Regions from separate parts of the Homo sapiens genome. Here region 1 is linked to region 2. The links are chromatin loops, found by intact Hi-C in ENCODE. Cell type or tissue: Caco-2. All regions are shown on one strand. Each heading gives the region's core, and the rest is flanking DNA. Links, peaks and the distances in the headings are about the cores only.

The links. Hi-C counts contacts between places; a loop is a spot of excess contacts. Peaks named below come from ENCODE experiments on the same cell type or tissue, not always from the same donor. Only the 100,000 strongest peaks of a DNase experiment are listed, where the experiment ranks them.
Region 1: a loop joins it to region 2, with 4 times the contacts of the local background. A loop is called at or near these places in 1 of 110 quality-filtered maps.

The regions. Positions count from the first base shown.
Region 1 is chr12:19,005,636-19,017,252 of GRCh38, reverse strand. No RefSeq gene overlaps it. Among named protein-coding and RNA genes, the nearest start is that of PLEKHA5, 120 kb to the left of the region's middle. RefSeq lists an enhancer at 11,291-11,617. In Caco-2, for the core only: no CTCF peak of the experiment used is centred there; a DNase peak (open chromatin) is centred at 7,042.
Region 2 is chr12:19,092,285-19,103,901 of GRCh38, reverse strand. No RefSeq gene overlaps it. Among named protein-coding and RNA genes, the nearest start is that of PLEKHA5, 32 kb to the left of the region's middle. RefSeq lists a silencer at 11,200-11,400. In Caco-2, for the core only: no CTCF peak of the experiment used is centred there; a DNase peak (open chromatin) is centred at 6,611; H3K4me3 peaks cover 219 bases.

The DNA.
Region 1 (11,617 bases), core at 2,099-10,098, 87 kb after region 2:
AGTTAGATCTTTGGTTGTTTTTGAATTGCATCATGCTGGGCTTCTGGCCATCAGAATTACCCAGTGATATTTTCTAAAGAATCCGCTTATTACCTATTTTCTGCACATATTAGGAGCAGTAGAATTTCATTGCTCCCACTTATTGAGAAAATTCCCGCAAAGATGTTTAAGTGGTCAAAATTCATTGCATATCTTGGTAGCATGCATTTTGATGGAATATGCACAAAGTAGTGATTGATACTAGTTGCAGAATCCACTCCCCAAAAGGGAGAAAAATGGAATCACTCATATTCTTTCACAGTGCTGAGATAGTATCTGTGAGTGAATGCACAAGATTCTTATTTCAGGTATATATGGCTTTAAATTGATATCTACAAGTCATATTGTGGACTTCCTTATGTGTTCATTTGGTATAGATTATTAGAAGTTTTAAAGTCCCGTCACTGAACTTGTTTTTCTAAGAATAACCCTTCATATTTGAGTTCTTGCCAAATTCAGTCTTAATCATTATGCAACAAAATATTCTATGTCATCTGTTGGTGTGTTTACAAAGGAATGAGCATAAGCACATATGTATTTACGACCAAAAAATTAATCTTAAAAAAAAAATCACTCTAAGTTATGGGGAATTCTGGAAGCTTCTGAGTAAGCCAAAAGACAAGTTTCATATAAGGAGGTTCAGTAATTTTTGTTGCATTTGATGAGAATAAAACAAGACTTCACATATTACTAGCAGCTCAACTTGGTGCTAAGACTAAAGTTTCCCTGATGATGAAGCATTTTTGCCTTTCCCCAAGTCTTAGTGCAGGATTTGAGGAATAGGGATATAAATAAGACAATGTGTTGAGTAAGTTTCTGAGATGGAGAAGAAGGTTGCAAGAGAATAACTGAATGGTTATCAGACAATATTTGATGTCAATGTCTAAAAATTATTCCTCTGCCACATTCCCTTTTGGAGAGCCTACAGGCTAACTGGTGATAGTTCCAGGAGTGAATACATTCAGGAGTAAGTCTATTTCAAACACAAAAAATACTCCTTTCCTCCAGTCAATATCTTAATATCTTGAAGAAATTAATTTTTTTTTTTTTGAGACAGGGTCTCACTTTGTCACCCAGGCTGGAATGCAGTGGTGTGATCTTGGCTCACTGCAGCCTCAACCTCCTGTGCTCCAACGCTCCTTTTGCCTCAGCCCCCAAAGTAGCTGGGACTACAGGCTCACGCCACTATGCCCAGCTAATTCTGTGTATTTTTTGTAGAGGTGGGGTTTCGCTATGATGGCCAGGCTGGTCTCGAACTTCTGAGCTCAAGTGATCTGCCTACCTTAGTCTCCCAAAATGCTGAGATTACATGTGGGAGTCATGGTGCCTGGCTGAGATTCGATTTTTAAAATCTTTATAATATGCTTGAAATTATTCCATCTCTCCATCACCCTTGCCACTAAGTCCAAGTCACCATCATCTCTGGCTTGGATTATTGCAATGGGTTCTTAACTTGTCTATCCACTTTTGTATTTTTTCAAATTATCACAAGGTAGCCAGAGTCATTTCCTAAAAACAGAAATCAAATCATGACACTCTTCTCATTAAAACCTCTCAATGGTTTCTCACTGAAGTTAGAGGAAAATCCAAACTTCGTCCCATGTCCTACAAGACTGAATACTCTGGCTTCTGAAGGTCTTTCAGCCTTGGCAGCTTTTCTTACTGAGCATTGCTCCAGACCCTTGGGTCCTTCGTCGTTGTCAGTTTGCTGAGTGCTTTCCTGCTCCGCCTCTGCTCTCTGCTCTCTCCCAGTCTTCACAGGGCATTTTCCTCATTGCAGTTTAAACATGAGCTCCTCAAGGAGGCCTTTTCTGATTACCCCATTTAAGTAGGCTCTCCTTACTCTGGTGTTCTCAATCATAGCACCCTGTCTCCTTCGTAGCTTTTATCATTATTTGTAATTACATACTGATTTATTTGTTTATCATATGTCTCCCCTACAAATGTGTAAACTCCCTAAAATGCAACGGCCATATGTAACTTATTCACCACTCATTATTCAACCCTTAGAACATGCCAAGAACATAGTAGGTGCTCAATAAGTAGTTGTTGAATGAATGGAATGAACAATAATTACACAAACAAATAGCTATTGGACCTTTATTATGTGTTGGGCACTTGGCCTACCATAATAATAATGTTTTACCTTTATGAGAAGCCTGTGAAAGAGATACTGACATCTCTGGTTTACCGATGAAGAACTGGAGGATTAGAGACTTTAAATAACTTGTCCAAAGTTTCACAGCTAATAGGTGACAGAGATAGGACTCAAACTTAGTTCAAGCTTAAGATTCATGCTACTGTATTAACTACTACTATCTATCATTTATTTTGCAAATATTTATTGAGGATATAAAGTGAATAAAAGTACTGGGAAATAAGGAGCAGCAGTAGTAATAGTTATATGCTAACTGACATTTGAAATACACTTATAGATGAAATTACCAGATGATATTTGCAAAGCATCAAGCACAGCACTACAGTGTACTATACAGAGGGATTGCAGAGTCAAGACATAATTGAGAGCGCCCAGTGACTGATAGAAGGTCCTGCCACGAAGAGTTGTGGATGTGGTTTGGAGACATCTCTGGCTGAGCCTGATCTGCTGCTAGAGAGGAGACAATGGTGCATCTTAACAAATGACAATGCTGCTTCTGGTGTGATAGCAGCAGACTCAAATCAGGTTTTCAGTCTACTTTTAAGGAAACAGATGGTAATGTATACCTTATAAATGCTTGCAGGCTTTGTGGATAAAATGTCCTTTCAAGCCATTTGGAAATGTTCCACAGATCTGTGTTGTTATGGTGATGCAATGGAGCAGACGTAGAATAAGATTTGTAAAGAGAAAACAAAATCCAGCTCTTAAGGCTTACAGTCTGTCCTAGCCTAATTTATTTCTCTTTGAAAACATGGGGAGGTTCTTGGGGAATTAGAAAATGTGAAAACATTGAGACGTTGCTCTAGCCTTTAGAAAGCCATGGGGCAGACTATACTAATACACCATCAAATTAAATCATGAAGTTCCCTTCTAAATTTATCAGTATTAAAGAGGCAGCTTCAGAGTTTCTCTAAGAAAGAGCCACATACTAATTAAACAGCAGAAAGTTTTGCTTGAGCAAAAGGTTAAGATGCTTAAATATATAGTTTTCCATGTATCTCTAAAAATCTCGGATAAAATAATTATTGTTTGTGTCAATCATTTATTTGCTCTTAAATTCCTTTTATTATATTTAGGTTGAGAAATGCTTCATGCAAAAGCACATTTCAATGAAGTTTATTTTAACACCTCCATTTAGGGGTTTATTTGTAAATAGAAATAGGACATTTCAGACACTGATTGGACTGATTAATGGCGCTCATCAGGAAGAACCAAGGGATCATAATTAAACACCCAAAGTACATGGTCTGATGGTTTTATGTTGTATAAATTATGCATGAGTTTGGCATTTATATTTCATGGAAAAATTACAGTGCTGTTTCCTTAATGCATTGTCTACATAAAGAATATTATATGTGTGTGAATATGAATATGAATCTACAATCCCTGATGTACTTTTTTTTAATAATCAAAAATTTCAAGCAAAGATTCAATAGTTTCAGCTTAATGATGCAGGAGGTTCCACTTCTCTCTACTGGATGCTCTACACTATTCACCCTTTCAGAATAGCCAACTATTTAACATAGGAATGAATCTAGACACTGTTACCTTTACAGGCAATTGCTCCCGGAGTTGTGGATTTCACAGAATATAAAGAGACAGCCAAAGTCAGGTGAAAATAGCCACTTTTGGAGTGCAATAGAGTAGCTACCTTTTTATTTTTCTGGATACGAATGTGGAAAATAAAACCAACTGTTATTACTGTTATTTCATGTAAGGACATAACTATAAAATTCAAAATGGAATATGTTTCCCTTTATTAAGAACTCTCTACATTGTGCTTATTTTTCTTATCTCACCTCCAAACTCTAAAACTTATTATTCATAGCATGACGCCAACCTGTGGGCCAACCTTTGGAAATGATTGCTTCACGAGTCATTAGCCTTTACTTCCTAGGTAATATTTACATATCATTGGCAATTGGTAACACCAGGGTCATATCACTTTTATGCCCAGTCTCTTAGGACAAAGGCTCTAGGTTAGCTATTAAAAACATGAGACCTGTCTCAAGGTCTCCTTTATATGACTCTCTACTTGCTAACCAGACTCAAGCCACAGTGGCCTTCTTTCAGCTCCTTGAATGCGTAAGACCTCCATGCTTCAGAGTCTCAGATACTGTTCTTTCTGTCCATACCATTCTTTCCAGCATTCTTCTCCTGGTGAATACCTCCTTATTCTTTAGGACTCAGTTTAAATGTTTTCATAGTGACCATCCCAGACAACCCATCTCAGATAGGTTTCCCAGTTAGGCTTTCTAACAAAACCTGTAGCTTCGCTCTGTTAAACTTACAATTAGTAGACTTTAAGAGCCCCGAAAGCATAGTGCTGGATAGGCTTGTCTTCGTATTCCCATCACCTACCATATGCTTGTCACGTAGCTGATGCTCCATAAACATTTGATGAATGATTAATAATTAATTATAACAAATTGATAATAACAATTGCTATTACCATTTATTGAATGCAGACTTTATTTCAGGTACTTTATATGGAATCATTGTTTTTAATCTTCGCAATAAGTCTCAGAGGGAGTTCTTTCTATGTTTATTGTATGAATGAAGAAACTGTAGTTCACAGGTTGGGATTTTTGTCCAAGGTTGCCCGGACGGTAAGTGACAGTGCTAGAGGTTTTGTTTGTTTTTTTCCCAAGGAGTATTTGGCTGGGCATGGTGGCTCACACCTGTAATCCCAGCACTTTGGGAGGCTGAGGTGGGTGAATTGCTTTTGAGCTCAGGAGTTTGAGACCAGTCTGGGCAACATGGCAAAACCCCATCTCTACAAAAATACAAAAATTACCCGGGCTTGGTGGTGCATGCCTGTAGTCCCAATTACTCAGGAGGCTGAGGCAGGAGGGTCACCTGAGCCTAGGAGGTCAAGGGTGCAGTGAGTGTTGATGGTGCCACTGTGCTCCAGCTTGGGCTACAAACTGAGATCTTGTCTTCAAAACAAAACAAAACAAAAGTATTATTTGTATAAATTTAAGGGGTACAGTACAAGTGTAGTTTTGTTGCACCGATATATTGTGTAGTGGTAAAATCTGGGCTTTTAGTGTAATCATCACCTGAATAAAGTACATTGTACCCATTAAGTAATTTCCTATCCCTCACTCCCCTCCCTCCCTCCCAAATGGAGTCTTCAATGTCTATTATTCCAGACTCTATGTCCATGTGTATATATTGTATGAGAGCTAGAGTTTTAACCTAACTATGTCTTGTTTCAGAGTTGATGATCTTGGCTCTATCATGCTAAGGTATTTTTTTACTGAAGAACAAGGAGTTATTAATACACAAAGATAATTTCTTATTTTCCAGCTAATTATTATAAAAAGCATCTATTGATTGTTTTGGTTCTCCATTGCTATATTAAAAAATAACCAATTAGTGTCTTAAAATAGCAAGAGTAATGTATTTGTTTTTAAATCTGCAATTTGAAGGGGGCTTGATGGGATAGTTCATTTCCATCTCACACGGTATCCGTCCTGGAAGCTTGATTGTGTCTAAGGATCTAGTTCCTAGAAGGCTCACTCATATGGCTAAAGTTGGTGCTTGCCAGGACTAAGCTGGGCTGTCAGGCAGGGTCTTGATGGCCCTCAAGGTGGCCTCTCCACGTGGCTAGGGTGGGCTTTTCACAGTATGGTCTCTGGTTTTCAAGAGGGAGTGTTTCAAGAACAAGCATTCTAAAAGGACAAGCCCTGATGTGCAAGTCTCTATTTTCATTATGCCAACGAAAATACCGTTGGCCAAAGCCAACCAAATGGTCAATCCCAAAGTCAAGGTCGGAAGGGACTACCCAGGAAGGTATGGTTCACTTGGAGCAAGAAGTACCAAAGGAACAATCTGCCACATTGCTCGTCAAAGCAGAATGGTAGAAACAAAGCTCTTTTGGTCTCACTTGTTTTTAGTATTTTTAGTCTTTATTTATTAAAACATGAAGTGATAGCTGACTCACAGGTGGTCACTTCCCCAATTAATATTCTTTTGAGAAAAAACACAACTGAAACTGGAGAGTTTCTTTATCCTGCTTGCAGGACATGCGACAGGGGTGTGGCTTGCTTCTTCCATCGCCTACTGCGCAAACCCCTAGGGGTAGCATGCAGACAGGCAGGTGCAGAGGCCGTGAGCTTTTGGGCTCCAGCCCCACGGCAGCATCTAGGGGTGGGTGTTTGAGACTCCTGAAGCCCAAGAGGGCCTGTGCTTTTTCAGCTTTGTCGGCTGCAGACGGCTTGGGTTAATCACCTCTGTAGACCCTCCGCCTTATGGCAAGCGCAGAGGGCCAGTGTGACAGCTTTCTGTATTCTGAGTGCTTGCCCAGTGTACCCGAAGAATTGGAACACATGTGGGCTTAAAGGATGAGTGCAAGATTTTATTGAATGGTAGAGGTGGCTCTCAGCAAGATGGAAGGGGAGCCGGAAGTGGGGGTATGGAGTGGGAAAGTGATCATCCCCTGGAGTCCCGCTGTTCTGGCGGATATTGAGACGCGCCTCCTCCCTCCTTCGCTGCTGGGCCTCCCTGCCACTTTCCACCGCTCTCTGCCGCTCTGTTCCTCTGCTCCTCTGGTCATACTGAATAGGAATGGGCCCCTAATCTAATATGACTGGTTTCTTTGTGAAAAGGAGAAATTTGAACACAGATATGCATACAGGAAGAACACCATGTGAAGAAGAAGACAGGGATCATGGTGATGCAGCAGAAGCCACAGAATGCCAGGTTGCCAGCATGCCACCAGAAACTAGGAGAGCAGCATGGAGCAAAGTTCCCCTCACAATCCTCTGAAGAAACCAACCCTGCTGACTCTTTGATCTTTAGAGCTGTGAGACAATAACGTTCTCTTATCTGAGCCACCCAGTTTCTGGTACTTTGTTACAGCGGCCTGAGTAAACTAATGCAAGCACTAACGACTGTCACAATCTCTAGCATCTCTTCTGTTTTCCTTTAAAAGTGCTTCTTTTTTTCTTCTAAGTTTTCCTTTTTGTTTTCATCCTGCACATATTGTATACTTGAGCATTAGTTAGAGACAACCTATTTTTTTTTCCAATTTAAGACTGAAGTTATTTACAACTCCTTTTTTTTCCTCTGATTAGATGCAATTTCTGCAAATATTTCCTTATAACATCTCTTGAATTCTCTTACTTTTCTCTCTTTTGTAATTTAAGCCTGTCTCCTCTTACATGGCAGAGTGATAGGTTTCTACTTCGTTTCTTGGTCTCAATTCATGCCTTGCTGCTATTCATTTTACATATTCTTTTCAAAACAGCCTACTTCAAACACCAGTCTCTATACATCATTTCTCTACTTGGTTCTACTATGTCTTATTATTTTCTAGCCCATTTTTCCTATCTCTGGGTTTATTACCTCTCTTCCTCTCTCCTTCCATACCTCTTTCTGCCTCTTTCTGAATTTTCGCTATGATTGGGCATGGCTTGTCTGACCTAGCCAAAAACACCTGATGGGTTGCTGATTGCTATGCTCATCTTAGTAATTTTTCCTTGGTGCTTTTGCATGATTTTCTTATACAGAATGTTCTCTCTAATAATTTCTTTAATGGTCATCTTAGAAATCCTTTTCCCAGGGAACCTTAATGGATAACACCATCCATACTACTCTTAACCCTCTCAGCAGTTATTTAGTTTACATTATTATTATTCTTAATATGAGCCAGGCATTGTGCTAAATGGTCTATATGAATTATTTAATATACTTCTTTTGCCAGTACAGTAAATTAGATAGTATTACTCATATTTTAAAGATCAAAGTTCAGTGAGGTTAAAACCCATTGAATCTTTTATAGCTAGTGAGAGTGATGATGATTTCACAGAAAAATTACTTTGGGTATAATATATTTAAAAAAAGTGCACTAATTTTAAGAGTCCTTGAGGAACTTTGACATATATAGATATGTGTGAGTGTGTGTCTGTGCACACGTGTGTATATATAATCTCCCTATAATCATCATCCCAACAAGATATGGGATATTTCTATAACACCAAAAGCTTTTCCATGCCTCTTTACAGTGAATCCTCCACTCACAGGCTCAATGACCCAATTTCTGTCACTACGGATTAGTTTTGCTTGTTTTAAAATTTTGTGTAAGGTCAGGTGTGATGGCTCATGCCTGTAACCCCAGCACTTTGGGAGGCCGAGGCAGGTGGATCATCTGAGGTCAGGAGTTTGAGACCAGCCTGGCCAACATGGTGAAACCCCATCTCTACTAAAAATACAAAAAATTAGCCAGGCATGGTGGTGCATGCCTGTAATCCCAGCTATTTGGGAGGCTGAGGCAGGAGAATCACTTGAACCTGGGAAGCAGAGGGTGCAGTGAGCCAAGATGGTACCATTGCACTCCAGCCTGTGCAACAAGAGTGAAATTCCATCTCAAACAAATACAATAAAATAAAATTTTGTGTAAATGGAACCATACAGTATGTTCACTTTGGTTTCTGGCTTTTTTTGCTCAGCATCATGGTTTTGAGATTTATTCATGCAGCATGTACATTAGCAGTTCTTTCCTTTTAATGCTAAATAGTATTCCATTATATGGGTATAGCGCAATTTGTCTACCTATTCACCTTTTGATGTTCTTTGGTTTCCATTTTTTGGCTATTTTGAATAAGGCTGCTATAAAAAATTTTGTAGACGTTTACATATTTACAAATGTTTTTATTTCTCTTGGGAAAATGCCTAGGAGTAGAAATTCTGAGTCATATGGTAAGTATACATTTAACCCCCATAAGAAACCAACAAATTAGTTTTCTAAGTGAGTATACCATTTCACAGTTCCATCAAAAATTTATCAAAGTTCCTGTTGCTTCACATTCTTGCCAACAGACGGTATTGCCAGTCTTTTCAATTTTAGTCATTGTAGGGAAATGTAGTTACAGCCCACTATGGTTTTATTTTTCATTTCCTTGATGGTTAATGATGTAGGGAATATTTTCATGTGCTTCTTAGGCATTCATATGTCTTTTTGTAAATTTTTGTTTAAATATTCAGCCCATTAAAAAAATTTAGTTGTTTGACTTCGTGCTGAGCTGGAAGTGTTCTTTATGTATTCTGGGTTCAAGTACTTTGTGAGACATATCAGTTATGAATATTTTCTCCCAGTCTGTGCCTTGCCCTTTCATTTTCTTGATGATGTCTTTCAAATAGCAAAAATCATAATTTTTTAAAGTCTAATTTATTTATTTTTCCTCTGCAGGGCAGTGTTTTTTGTGACGTGTTCAAGAAAGATCTGCTTTTCCCAATGTCATGAAGCAATTTGGTAGGCTGTATCTTTCAAGAAGTTTGTTGATTTCATCTAATTTTTCTAACGTATTGGCATACATTGGCTAATAATATACCATTAAAATTGTCAAGAATGTGAAGGGCTGAGATTTTACCCTACTTGCAACTTAAGTTTATCTGCTATAGTTTCATGGATGCTGCAGAAGACACAAGACTCTCAGTCAGAGATGGAGAGTTCATTACTCACAGCAATAGCAGTAAAGTATCAGCATTTTTTCAGCAGTTCCCCAAAATCTAGTTACCACAGGGTGACACTAAGAGGGCCAATAACACCTGCATATGCAGGAGGTTGTATTACAGAAGGGAACACTAATTCTTAGGGAAACCTAGAATTTCATAATGATCAGTAATCATACCTTCCCTTTATTCTACATGGTGTCACTATCTGTATGTATCTCACGAGGCTGCAAGAAAACCTGATATTACTATCAGAATCATTGCTAGAGAGTTCACTAATTAACATAAAGGTTACTTATTTAATATATTTATAAATACTCATAGAACATTTATTATATGCCAGACCCTGATCTAAGCAATTTGCGAATATCATCTCATTTAATTCTCATAATAACTCTACAAGGTAGGCATAGTTATGATTCCTATTTTACTGATGAGAGAAAAGAGGCACAGAGAGTTTAAATAACTTGTTCAAGGTTATGTGGCTAGTAAGTGGTACAGACAGATTTGAACCCAGACAGCCTGACTGCAGAGCCTACATTCTTTATCATCATACTGTGCTGCCTCTGTTGGAAATCATTGTTAGTTGGTGAAATAAGTGGTATTTAAAATATGTTTGTTGACCCAAAATCATATAAAGACACCTCTATAAATGTTGCATAACAATATTGCATCATAATATTACATATTAATAAGAACTAAGGAGCCCATTGGCCTAAAGCTCTTTGAAGAAGCCCTCAGGCCAAGGATTCCATTTAATCCATCTACCACTTAATGGAAAATGCCGTTGTCTAATTCAAGTAGAAGATTAGCTGATTCTAATGCTAAAATATTCCCACATTCTTGCAAGACAGATGTTTGAGGGCCTAACATCTGAGATGGGACTTCACCAACCTTAGAGGTTGTATGGCATTTTTAGTGCCTGTTTCCTAATAAAAATTTGCATTTGCCACAATATTTGGTCTGAGATTTGCCTTTATTATAACATCCTATCTTTTGGTAAGACTGTGGGTAGAGTTCTCATCTACTGTTAAGTGCCAGAGATCACAGACATTTACCAAAAAGAACCAGATAATTCTGAAAGGCTCAATTGGCTTTAGCTCAGTTAACAATGTCATGTTTGTCTGACTCAAAACGTCTGTGCTTTTGTTCAGGTTACAGCTAGGTTTTAATAATCCTCCATTTTGTACTTTAGAAAAATACAACTCAATTATTTTTTTTTCTTGAAAGAGGTTGGCAAAAAAGTTCCAATTGTGCAAATGGCTAAGAGTGAAAAGAAAGTTTCACATCTACCCCTGTCTTAAAGTCCTCCTTTGTAGACAAAACCACTGTATTTACAAATTCTTCCAGAAGTATTTTATGTGCATATAAACATATGTTTTTAACCTATTTTAATTGTCTTTTATGTGTCATCTCGTATCCCCAAATACATTTTGTGTTCATTGAGGGAACATTGTTTATTCCATTTTTTATTCTTCTACACTGCTCAATGTAGTTTCTCGAAAAGAGAACTCTCAATAAATGTGTTTTGCTGTTTTCAGTTTGGGTAGGATGAATAATCAAGAAAGGAGAGATATGTATCAAATTAAAGGTGATGTTCTGGCGTCCAAATACCTGAAAACTTCAGACTGTTAAGTGAAATTGTACACATACCAATTAGAATGGTTAACTTTGAATCAGAAGTGCTTTCATTTACGTATTTATGACTATATTCTAAATATCCCCAAATTTCGGCGGCTTTAGTTACAAATGAGGCCATGTTAGCATATATCTTTATTTTGTTAGCTGGCTGATTACCACTGGTACAACCTGTAAAACTCCCTAGCCATTCCTGGGATTCACATGTATTCACAAAATCACTCTAGCGCTATTGCATTTAAGTGTTTTTGAGAGCTGCTGGGCGCAAGCTGCCTTACAGTGACCTCTGTGCAAATGGCACTTCTCTATCCAGCATACTTTCTT
Region 2 (11,617 bases), core at 1,633-9,632:
AGTCCTAGCCATGTCCCAATTTGGGTAGATGGACCCAGACCAAGAAGATTTTTTGAATATTCACCATGATGACCTGTCTCACCCCATGATCTAATATTAATTTAATATAAACACCACATTAAATAGGGTTGTGTATAGGTTGTTGTCCATAGCACTATAGTAAGTTTGCTGTTCTGGGAAGCCCAGAAATATTCTGTTGGCTTCCCCTCTCTTAAAGGTCTTCTTTTAAAGTGCAAATACTACAAGTGCGAATAGCACTTTCAACTCATTTACACTGAGGTGTTAGTGACTTTTTTGATGGCCTTTTTTTTTTTTCCTCTGGAGGAATTTAGCCAGGGAGATTAGAGAATGGGACAAGGGAGAAAAAAGAGAAGGAGAAAGAAAGAGACAAGAAAAAGGAAGAGGAGGAATAAACATAATTGAAATTGAATTATGCCTAAAGTCTAACTTTATCCTGTGGATACTTTTTACTTTGGGGACAACATTTTAGAATAACACCTAGGGAATGTACATTACTCATTAACTATACTTCTAAGGAAACCAAGGAGACCTATGCAGGTTTCCAAATGCACAATTTTAGACGTACTGATCCAGACATCTCATTGTATTTGAGGCAAACTTTCCTACTTGGTAAATAAGAAACAAGTTTCCTATTCATCTATTTCATGGACTCTGTGAATTCTTTAACATTTGTGAAATAATAAAAACTTTTTCTCAAAGTGTGACAACATTATGTATGCCTTTGGACATGTTTGATACGAGAAACATATTTCTTCTAAGCTATCTAAAGAAAAAAAATCTCTTATAAACAGTCAAGGTATCTTACAGAACTCAAGGGCAAGAAATGCAGCCACATTCCTTGAGGGACTGGAGCTGAGGACTGGAAAGTTGTCAGTGACTGAGGCAACTCTTGGGATATTTTTTCTTTTCCTGAAACTTATCCTCTTCCCCACTACACTTTCACCATAGTTGTTAATTTTTGCTATTTCTACGTTTCTACTCCTTTTTGCAGAATAGCTTTCTTAACTCCACTTTTATATGGCACATCATGTACAGTTGCCAGATTTGACAAGCAAAAATATAGCATGCCTGTATTTTATCTGGCAACTCTAAAATCATGCCTAGCCAATCCAGAGCCCTCATTTCCTGAGTCTAGCTGATCCATAACCCAGAGCTCATTTACAAGACTCTCTGCGTCCTTATTCAAAAGGCAGGAGGATGAATCTAATTAGTCCAGCTTGGTCCACTGTCCAGACCTGATCACATCTTGTGTTGCTGGAATTAGTGACAATGAGAGTCACAGGGCCCATCTCCTAGGTGGGAAGCATTGTTAGAAAAGGGAAAAGTGCTGATAATTCAGCTCAAAATGTTATTGACTAGATATAAATGTAGGCCCTAAGTAAACATTGCTATACATATAGAAGTTGCTCTTGCAAACTTCTTGAGGTCATAGAATAAGTTTTATTGGTCTTTGTATGTCCTGGTGCCTGGCATCTGGTGCTCTATACCTATTGGTGAATTGTGTTAAACAGGAAAAATTTCAAAAATTATTCTATTAATTTGAATATCTGAAAATGTGGAGGGAAACCAAGGCAACTTTCCAGAAGTGGTGTTCTAAGTGGCTGACCATGTTGCTTTTAGTGAATAGTACAATAAGGCATCAAATGGGGACCTGGCGTCAAGAGTCACTGAAAAGCTCAGTGACTTAAAAATAGCTTAAATTTTTTATCCTCAGCCCATTTTATCAAACAGATATCTTTTAGAAGATAAAAACATTACTCCAGCAAGATTAATATATTAGCCAATCACTAAGAGGATAATTATTTTATTAAAATTTCAGATTAAATGCTCTTCTCTTAATAAACCTTTTATAAGGGGCCATTGCTCTTTTATTTTCTTTCTTCTCTTTAGGCCGTTCATAATATTCTTTACATAATGATTAACCCTTTCTTTCAGGTTCCTTAATGCATAGGAGTAGCTAGCGACTTTTTACTTATTACCTATTGCTTATATGATGCTAACTAAAGATGGGATAAAAACCATTTGCCTTAGCAACATCTAAAGCAGTGATGGCTAAATGCCATGGTACCATAATTTACTTCTTATGGGAGACAGACCACGGAAAGAAGAAATTAAAGTAGGATCACATGATCTAGGCTTGAAGACACATGATTTAGGTTTAAATCTCAGCTCTACTTGTAACTCACTGTGATGCCTTAGGTGTTTCATAACGTCTTTAAGTCTTGGTTTCTACAAAGCAAAGATAAATATGGCTGCCCAGGCCACCTGCCAGAGTCATTAATCAAATGAGATAATGTAGGTGAAAGTGTTTTGTAAACTATAAGACACTTCACAAACAAGTTTTTTTGTTGTTATTATCCAATAAAAGATGCTTATAAGTCATATTAATGTCTAAGAAAAAATAGCATTACTACGTTGATGGCTACTATGAGCTAGAGGTATAAGCTATAAAGATAGAATTATTCAAGGAAAAATAAATATGTACTAACTTTTCTTTTCTTTTTTTTTGAGAGAGAGTCTCGCTCTCTTGCCCAGGCTGGAGTGCAGTGGCATGATCTCGGCTCACTGCAGCCTCCGTCTCCTGAGTTCAAGCAATTCTCTTGCCTCAGCCTCCCGAGTAGGTGGGATTACAGGTGTGTGCCACCATGCCTGGCTAATTTTTGTACTTTTAGTAGAGACAGGGTTTCACCATGTTGGCCAGGCTGGTCTTGAACTCCTGACCTCAGGTGATCCGCCAGCCTCAGCCTCCCGAAAAGCTGGGATTACAGGCGTGAGCCACTGTGCCCGGTCTGTACTATCTTTAAGGACACAATTTTCCTATTGCTTATTATTTTTTAATGTATAAGATGAACAGAGAGCACACTAGGCTTGAGAGAAACACGAGCCCCTAAAACAACAAAAAATGTGGTTAACAAAGCCTTAATGATTTTGGTCTTTAACAACGGACTGCCTTGATAAGCATGGGAGTCTTTGAAACCTCCCCTGTTTAATTTCTATGCCTGTGCCATTGTCTCATCCCATATCCTCATTTTTGTTGGAATCTCCAGACAAAAGGCAGGGCATAGGTGTTTGTACATCCTCTGCCCCACATAGAAATATCAGTATCTACTCTCTTCTCATTTCATTTTTCTCCACAGTCTTAAGCCTCCCTATTTAGAGAAAATGAGAACTAGCTCTTCCTCACAAACGATGGGAGACCTGTGGAAAAGCAAAGCTTTCTCTACCGCTGAAAGCTCCTTTCTTCTTATAATGAGTGTGGAACATATTGGTTTTATCTGTGGTGATTTTTAGGCCCTAACTGGGGCCTGATACACATTGGTGCCCAATACATAATTATCAAATACACAAATTGATTGACTGTAGCTTGCCTGAATTATTATATTCTCAAGACGGGATATCAATATCTTTTTGCTAATTAATCCATTTAACTGTATAAAGATGATATTATAAGGACTTTGACCTTGGAGTTGTCTATGGATGCAATTCCTCAATATACACTAGTTGTGGAACAGCATACTATTATTAAATCAAATACTTACGACTTGCCTTACTTGGGAAACACTTGTAAATATCCATTTTGAGTATTGATAAGGCAATGTCTAGATCCTCTTTTGTATTACTGGTTTTATTATTTTTTATCATTTAAAATGTTAAAGTCAGTTGAATTCATGTCTAGCCAAACTGAATTGAATTTCAAGTCTATGCTGTTAAGTTTGATTAACATCTACAAAGGGAAGGAAAGCAGGCTATTTCCAGGCAAGTTTTATGTTTACAAGTTGTGGAAAGATTGCCTATTTTAACCAGTGGAATTGATCTTGGAATGATGAACTTTTAAAACAAGATGGACTATGGCCAATTAGACCCAGAGATACAGAAAATGAATTATAAAAACAACATATAGGAAAGATAGAGTTGCATTGATGGGCAGCTTTTAATAAAAAATTTAAGCACTGTTATTATTCTATTAATTTTGTTAGATTCATACATAAATTTTGTACTTGGAGCATTGGAACTAGTTAATATATCAGGTTTGCTCATCTACTTACTGCAGAGTCTGTAATTGCTTGTCATTTTATGATGCTTTATTTGTTTCATGCTGGTGTTCACCATCACTATCAAGGTTTATAGAATTCTGCCCTTGTTTGCAGTGTCCATCTTCTTTTCTTATTCTTGCCAGAAAAAAAGTTAGCTGCACCTTGTTGCTCTCCTCTGTGCCTTGTCTCTTGCTTAGGTCCCAAGTTTCTGCCTAACTGGTTGGAGGAATACTTCTGGGCTTGCCACTGTAATTTGTTTAATCAGGTCCAGGTCATGGGAACAGAGCAATGATTCTGAGAATGATTTGCCCTCAGCTGAGATCTGGCCACCCTAGAGAATAGACTTCATGTTATGGAAACAACAGCATGCTGTTTCAAAGCAGGGGACACGTAGCCCTGAGAAATCATTTGGGGAAAAAAATTTGAAGATTAACCTGAAAATGGGGAATGCTGGAACAAAATACCTGCCATGCTTGAATGGCAATTCCATTGGTCGTATACTTTGCCTCAATTGTCTGGCCTTAGTTAAAATGATTATATTTTCTTGTTGCTTCTATTTCAGAAGCGAGCACATTCATATATCAGTCAAATCTTTCCTTTTGGATACCACTGAAACCTTTTCTGTATTATAATTAAATTATAATTATTAACTCATTTATCAAAATAAAATTTCTCTAGCAAAGAACTAGATATAACAATTTTAAAAAGTTATAGGCCCGGCGTGGGGCTCATGCCTGTAATCCCAGCCCTCTGGGACGCCAAGGTGGGCGAATTACTTGAGCTCAGGAGTTCGAGACCAGCCTGGGCAACATGGCAAAAACCTGTCTCTACAAAAAATACAAAAATTATCTAGGCATGGTGGCACACGCCTATAGTCCCAGCTACTTGTGGGGCTAAGGCAGGAGGATGGCTTGAGCCTGGGAGGTCAAGACTGCAGTGAGCTGAGATTGTGCCACTGCACTTCAGCCGGGGTGACAAAGTGAGACTCTGTCTCCAAAAAATAAAAATAAAAATTTAAAAATTTATATTATCAACCCACCTTATTAATCAGAAGAAAAAGAAAGAAAAAAATGTTATAATAAAGGGAACATTTTGACATTCTCCAAAGATGTCTCTGGGTATTAAAGGCAGACCACTAGAATAATGGTACAGTAACATAATAGCTCTATTCTTATTCTACCCTCATGTTTGCTCACATATACAGTAGACTTAGTAATTGCATAAATGCCTTTAGCCTCAACGTGCTATAAGGGTTTTGTAAAATTATATCTAAGAACCACTTTTGTTCCATTTGGAACTTTCCCATGGAAAGTAATTAAAATTTCCTTTTTTCCCCCACAAACTTTTTCTTAAAGTATTATTTGCTGACCCCAAAAGGATTTGGGAAACAATAATGGATATTTACTTAAAGTGAATGCTGTGGAACATGTGAATAAAAACAAACTTGAGCTATGGTAGTATTCTTTGGATATTACAATTTTAAATATGTTCCTGTTGGGCACGGTTGTTCACATCTGTAATCCCAGCATTTTGGGAGGATGAAGGGAGAAGATGGTTTGAGTCCAGGAGTTGGCAAGTAGCCTGGGCAACATAGTGAGATCTCCATCTCTACAAAAAAATTTTTTAAAAAATTAACCAGGTAGGCTGGGTGCAGTGGCTCACGCCTGTAATCCCAGCACTTTGGGAGGCCGAGGTGGGCGGATCATGAGGTCAAGAGATCGAGACCATCCTGGCGAACACGGTGAAACCCCATCTCTACTAAAAATACAAAAATTAGCTTGGGGTGGTGGTGCGCACCTGTAGTCCCAGCTACTCGGGAGGCTGAGGCAGGAGAATCACTTAAACCTGGGAGGTGGAGGTTACAGTGAGCCCAGATGGTACTACTGCACTCCAACTTGATGACAGAGCAAGACTCTGTCTCAAAAAAAAAAAAAAAAAAAAATTAGCCAGGTGTGGTGGCACTCACCTGTTGTCCCAGCTCTTGGAAGGCAGAGATAGGAGGATCCTTGAGCCCAGGAGTCCGAGGTTATAGTGAGCTATGATTGTGCCATTGTGCTCCAGCCTGGGTGACAGAGCAAGACCCTGTCTGGGGAAAACAAAAAAAAGCTTGCTTATTTTCAGTTCAAAATACTATTAAAATAAACTTCGCGGCTAGGCAAGGTGGCTCACGCCTGTAATCCCAGCACTTTGGGAGGCTGAGGTGGGTGGATCACGGGGTCAGGAGATCGAGACCATCCTGGCCAACGTGGTGAAACTCCGTCTCTACTAAAATAGAAAAAATTAGCTGGGCATGGTGGCACGCACCTATAGTCCCAGCTACATAGGAGGCTGAGGCAGGGGAATTGCTTGAACCCGGGAGGCGGAGGTTGCAGTGAGCTGAGATTGCACCACTACACTACAGCCTGGGTGACAGAGCAAGACTCTGTCTCAAAAAAAAAAAAAAAAAAAAGTTTGCCATATGCACAGGATTCCTAATGATTGACTTATGATTGTTGCAAATCCAGCTAGAACATAATATTTGGAAAAATCTGGTCTTTACTGGCAATCCAGTCAAGGGCGGGGGTTGGTGTGGTAAGACATGAGGTTCTCATAACACAGTGGCCAGAGGAAAAGAAAATAAGTCTTTTGTGTCCTTATCATGTTTGTGTAAAAAAAAAAAAAAGAGCTGCTCTAAAAAATTGCGTAATAGAAAGTACTCAGAGCTTTAAAAGATTGCAATACACAGGACATGCATGTCATTTAATTATGCACTGATTTACCTGTTCAGACATGTCTTTGCTGTCCCTGGGTATTCATTAGAAGTTCAACTATAGTTACAATGAAGATTTTAAGTACTTAGCAACATACATATACAGCATTTGTATAATTACACGGAGCAATAAAGTTTGTTTTAGAGTTAGATACGTGCATATAAAACAAATGACATTTCCTAAGATTATCCTTCCATGTATTAATTTTCAGCTGAAAAAAAGACATAACTTTGCCAGTAAAAATCTATTTTTTCCCACCAGTTCTGAAATTTAGTGTATTAGGTAATCGAGTTTTATCAGAATGCATGCATGTCAACTGTTGTTTAACTTGAGGTTTACACGTAAGCTCTTAGGCAGATTTAAAATATGATAAGCTTATTGAGACTGTATCCAAACTGTTTTGCCCTCCTTTGGCAATCTTTCAAAGGCTATATATATATATATATATATATATATATATATATATGTATGTATATATGTAAAGTCCCCTCTCTTCCTTCAACTCTTACTGAATTGGTTAATGTTCCCAATATTACAGAATTTGTAGTACACAAAGAAAGTAGACCAAATAATTAAATACTAGCTCTGTATTCTCTCTTCCTTCAACTCTTACTGAATTGGTTAATGTTCCCAATATTACAGAATTTGTAGTACACAAAGAAAGTAGACCAAATAATTAAATACTAGCTCTGTATTGCAGGAACAACCAGAATTCAAGATAAGAATAGAGAAATTTCTAGGAGTCTTTCTTTTCTTTATGAGTAAGCCTACCACACCCATCAGAAGATGACAAAGTTCAATGGGTGAATAAGTACAAGCTTCCCTTGAAACAGTGGTTCGCAGATTTTTTTTCAGTGACTCTTTTACTAACAAAATGCCGCATATCCCCTACCCTTTTTCCTGGTAATAAGTGCTTTTCTTTTCGTTTCTTTCTTTCTTTCTTTCTTTTTTTTTTTTTTTTTTTGAGACAGGCTCTCACTCTGTCACCCAGGTTGGAGTGCAGTGGTGCCATCATGGCTCACTGCAACCTCAGACTGCCAGGCTCGCATGATCCTCCCACCTCACTCTCCTGAATAGCTGGGACTGCAGGTGCATGACATCAAGTCCAGGTAATTTTTTAATTTTTATTTTTAGTAGAGACGAGGTCTCGCTATGTTGCAGAGGCTGATCTTGAAACCCTAGGCTCAAGTGATCCTCCAGCCTCCCAAAGTGTTGGAATTACAGGTCTGAGCCACCATGCCTGGCAATAAATACCTTTCTGAAGGCTACTTCTGAAGTGGTTCGTAAGCCAATCCCTTACTAACTTAATACCTCCCAAATTTAACGGCAGTTTAATGCTCCAAGAATACAAACATGAAGGCTCTTAGGAATAAGCCAATAAGTTTAATTGTGATAGGATAGTGCTTGAATGTAAGAAAATAGGGAAATACAAGCCTTTAATGCCTTTTTGTCTAAGAAGGGAAGACTCATATAGAAATAGTCATGCTTTAAAAATGTTAATGATGCTATTGTGGCGGTAATCTAGGACTATGGGTCCTGATAGAAATTCTCGATGGTTGGAAAAGGGGATAAAATATTCGAAACCACCAAGCATTCCTCCCTGCAACTCCTCCACAAATGGTGGGAATGTGTATTTGTCTTGGGGTTTACCACCTTCCTTTGTTTAGAGAGGACTCATATATCATGAGCAAAGTATCTGTAAATTAATTAAGTAAATAGCAATTTTTAAAGGTGGGTATTTGTAAATTAAGTGCCCACAATTACCTTTGGGGAAGCCCATTGATAAAGTCATCCCCAAATAGATACTAAGTCTGCTGAATTCTTTTGGGGGTAACTGTCTCTTGGAAGACACTTTGGTTACATGACCTGGCTCTGCCTCTTCTAGCTGAGCCTAAGACAGGGCTTGGGGATATGTTATTTGTGAGAGGAGAGATAGAAAAGAAGAGCTTTTATCTTGAGAATGTTAAATGGTTTCTGTGAACATCCCAGAAGCCTGGGGCCCAAAGAAAGAGTCTGCCTGAAGAGTCCCTTTGAAATGGCATGCCAATAGACTCTAGGTTCTAGGATGAACATCTCACATAAACATTCATATTTTCCTTTTCTTTATTATAATCCCTTGCAACTTCTTCAAGCCTTAGTAAAATATGCTAAAATGTTGGTTAGTAGTATTTTCTGAATTCAAGGTGTGGGGGGATCCATTTCTTCTTTCTTTCTTTTTTTTTTTTTTGAGAAGGAGTCTCACTCTGTCGCTCAGGCTGGAGTGCAGTGGCATGATCTCAGCTCACTGCAGTCTCCACCTTCTGGGTTCAAGCAGTTCTCCTGCCTCAGCCTCCTGAGTAGCTGGGACCACAGGGGCGCGCCACCAAACCCGGCTAATTTTTGTATTTTCAGTAGAGATGGGGTTTTGCCATATTGGCCAGGCTGGTCTGAGGGCATCCATTTCTATGTTTTTGGCGGAATCTGTGTCTATATTCTGGGGAGACTAAATAGCCTCCAGCCAGCGTGATCAGTGGAGAAATCTGATGTAGCAGCCCAGAGGGAGTTGACCCAAAACACCCATGATGGATTTGTGAAACATGAGAATTTACTATCTTCATAAAATCTAGGGGTGGGACTAGACTCCCTGCATTCCCTTGGATGAAGGCTCTTATCCTTTTTATTTAGCAATTATAGAGAAAGGTGACCCACATAGGCTAGTGAAGTTGTGTTACATAATTCATTTTGTAAAAATGTATGAAAGTTAGTCAGGCATGGTGGTGCACACCTGTAGTCCCAGCTACTCAGGAGGCTGTGATGGGAGGATCACCTGAGCCCAGGAGCTCAAGGTTATAGTGAGCTATGATTGTGCCACTGTGCTCCAGCCTGGGTGACAGAGGAAGTCCCCATCCTTAAAAACAAAAACAAAAAAGGATGTAAGAAATAAAATCCTATGTCACCCTGATGAACTAGTATCTGGTAGTAAAGTAAGAGGATCATGTTAGATAATTTCAGAACAACTTGGAGGATGAAAAAAGGAAGCTTTAAATATAAAAGTCTGGCTGGGCGTGATGGCTCACGCCTGTAATCCCAGCACTTTGGGAGGCCCAGGCGGGCGGATCACGAGGTCAAGAGTTCGAGACCAGCCTGACCAACATAGTGAAACCCCGTCTCCACTAAAAATACAAAAATTAGCTGGGCGTAGTGGCGCGCGCCTGTGATCCCAGCTACTTGGGAGGCTGGGGCAGGAGAATAGGTTGAACCCGGGAGGCGGAGGTTGCAGTGAGCTGAGATCGCACCACTGCATTCCAGCCTGGGCGACAGGGCGAGACTCCGTCTCAAAAAAAAAAAAAAAAAGTCTATTACCTCTCTGCTAAATGCGATACTTTACTATTATGTAAGAGCATATGCAAAAAATACACAGGCATACCAAAAGAATAACTTTAAGTGCATATTAATAAAACATCATAAAACGACTATGGTTTGCTCATTATGGTGGGAAATGCACACACACACACAAAGCTAGGAAACACGTTCCTGCCCTTTAGAAGTTTACCATTATAAAGTCCAATTTGAATTACAAATTGAGAGACACATATGACAGACCAAAGAAAGCATGTGCAGAAATCAGTATCTGTTTTCCAAACAGGACATACCACTCTTGACCACAATGTCGAGGAAGGCATAGAATGAGGTGACCACTCTCAAACCAGATTTGGAACAAGTAAGAGGAGCCGGCAGTGGCAGTTCTTCAGAAGAATGGTTGAGATTATCAGTGGGATGCAAGTGGGCCCTCTACTTTGTCAGACATGTTTGTTTCTCCTCAGCAGGGAGGAGAATGGAGCAGTCCACTAAGGGAGGGACTATTTAGTACAGAAGTCCAGAGCAGAAACTCTAAAGCCATACTACCTGATTTCCAACTTAGGCAAGTGACTTCATTAATCCACCTATTTTTCTCAAGAGATCCCCTTATTTTCAAGGACAATAATCAATCTAGATGAATCACTAAAGTGGTGATGTTTTATGACTTGCTTTAAATATTTCCAACCAGGTGTAGATGAAGTCTTATGTGATGATTCTGGATGCAATTGGTTTCTGCCTACTCTGGATTCATTTTGAAATTAAAATTAATCTTTTTTGGGAGCAATGGAATTATACTAAGGTGGCTTCTTTTCCTATAATTGAGTTTAGGCCTGTGTCTTTCTAGACCTAGGATACAGATGGACTCACGGGCCATTTCCAGGTTGATTAGGAGCAAATATATTGGCTATAGACTAGTAGTGCCATTAGAATGATTTCTGTTGCCTCTATGGTGTTTCTGCTGTAGCCTACCTCCCAGTGACATGGCAGTCTTTTTTTTTTTTTTTTTTTTTTAGTATTTATTGATCATTCTTGGGTGTTTCTCGGAGAGGGGGATTTGGCAGGGCATAGGACAATAGTGGAGGGAAGGTCAGCAGATAAACATGTGAACAAAGGTCTCTGGTTTTCCTAGGCAGAGGGCCCTGCCGCCTTCCACAGTGTTTGTGTCCCTGGGTACTTGAGATTAGGGAGTGGTGATGACTCTTAACGAGTACGCTGCCTTCAAGCATCTGTTTAACAAAGCACATCTTGCACTGCCCTTAATCCATTTAACCCTGAGTTGACACAGCACATGTTTCAGAGAGCACGGGGTTGGTGGTAAGGTTATAGATTAACAGCATCCCAAGGCAGAATAATTTTTCTTAGTACAGAACAAAATGGAGTCTCCTATGTCTACTTCCTTCTACACAGACACAGCAACAATCTGATCTCTCTTTCTTTTCCCCACATTTCCCCCTTTTCTATTCGACAAAACTG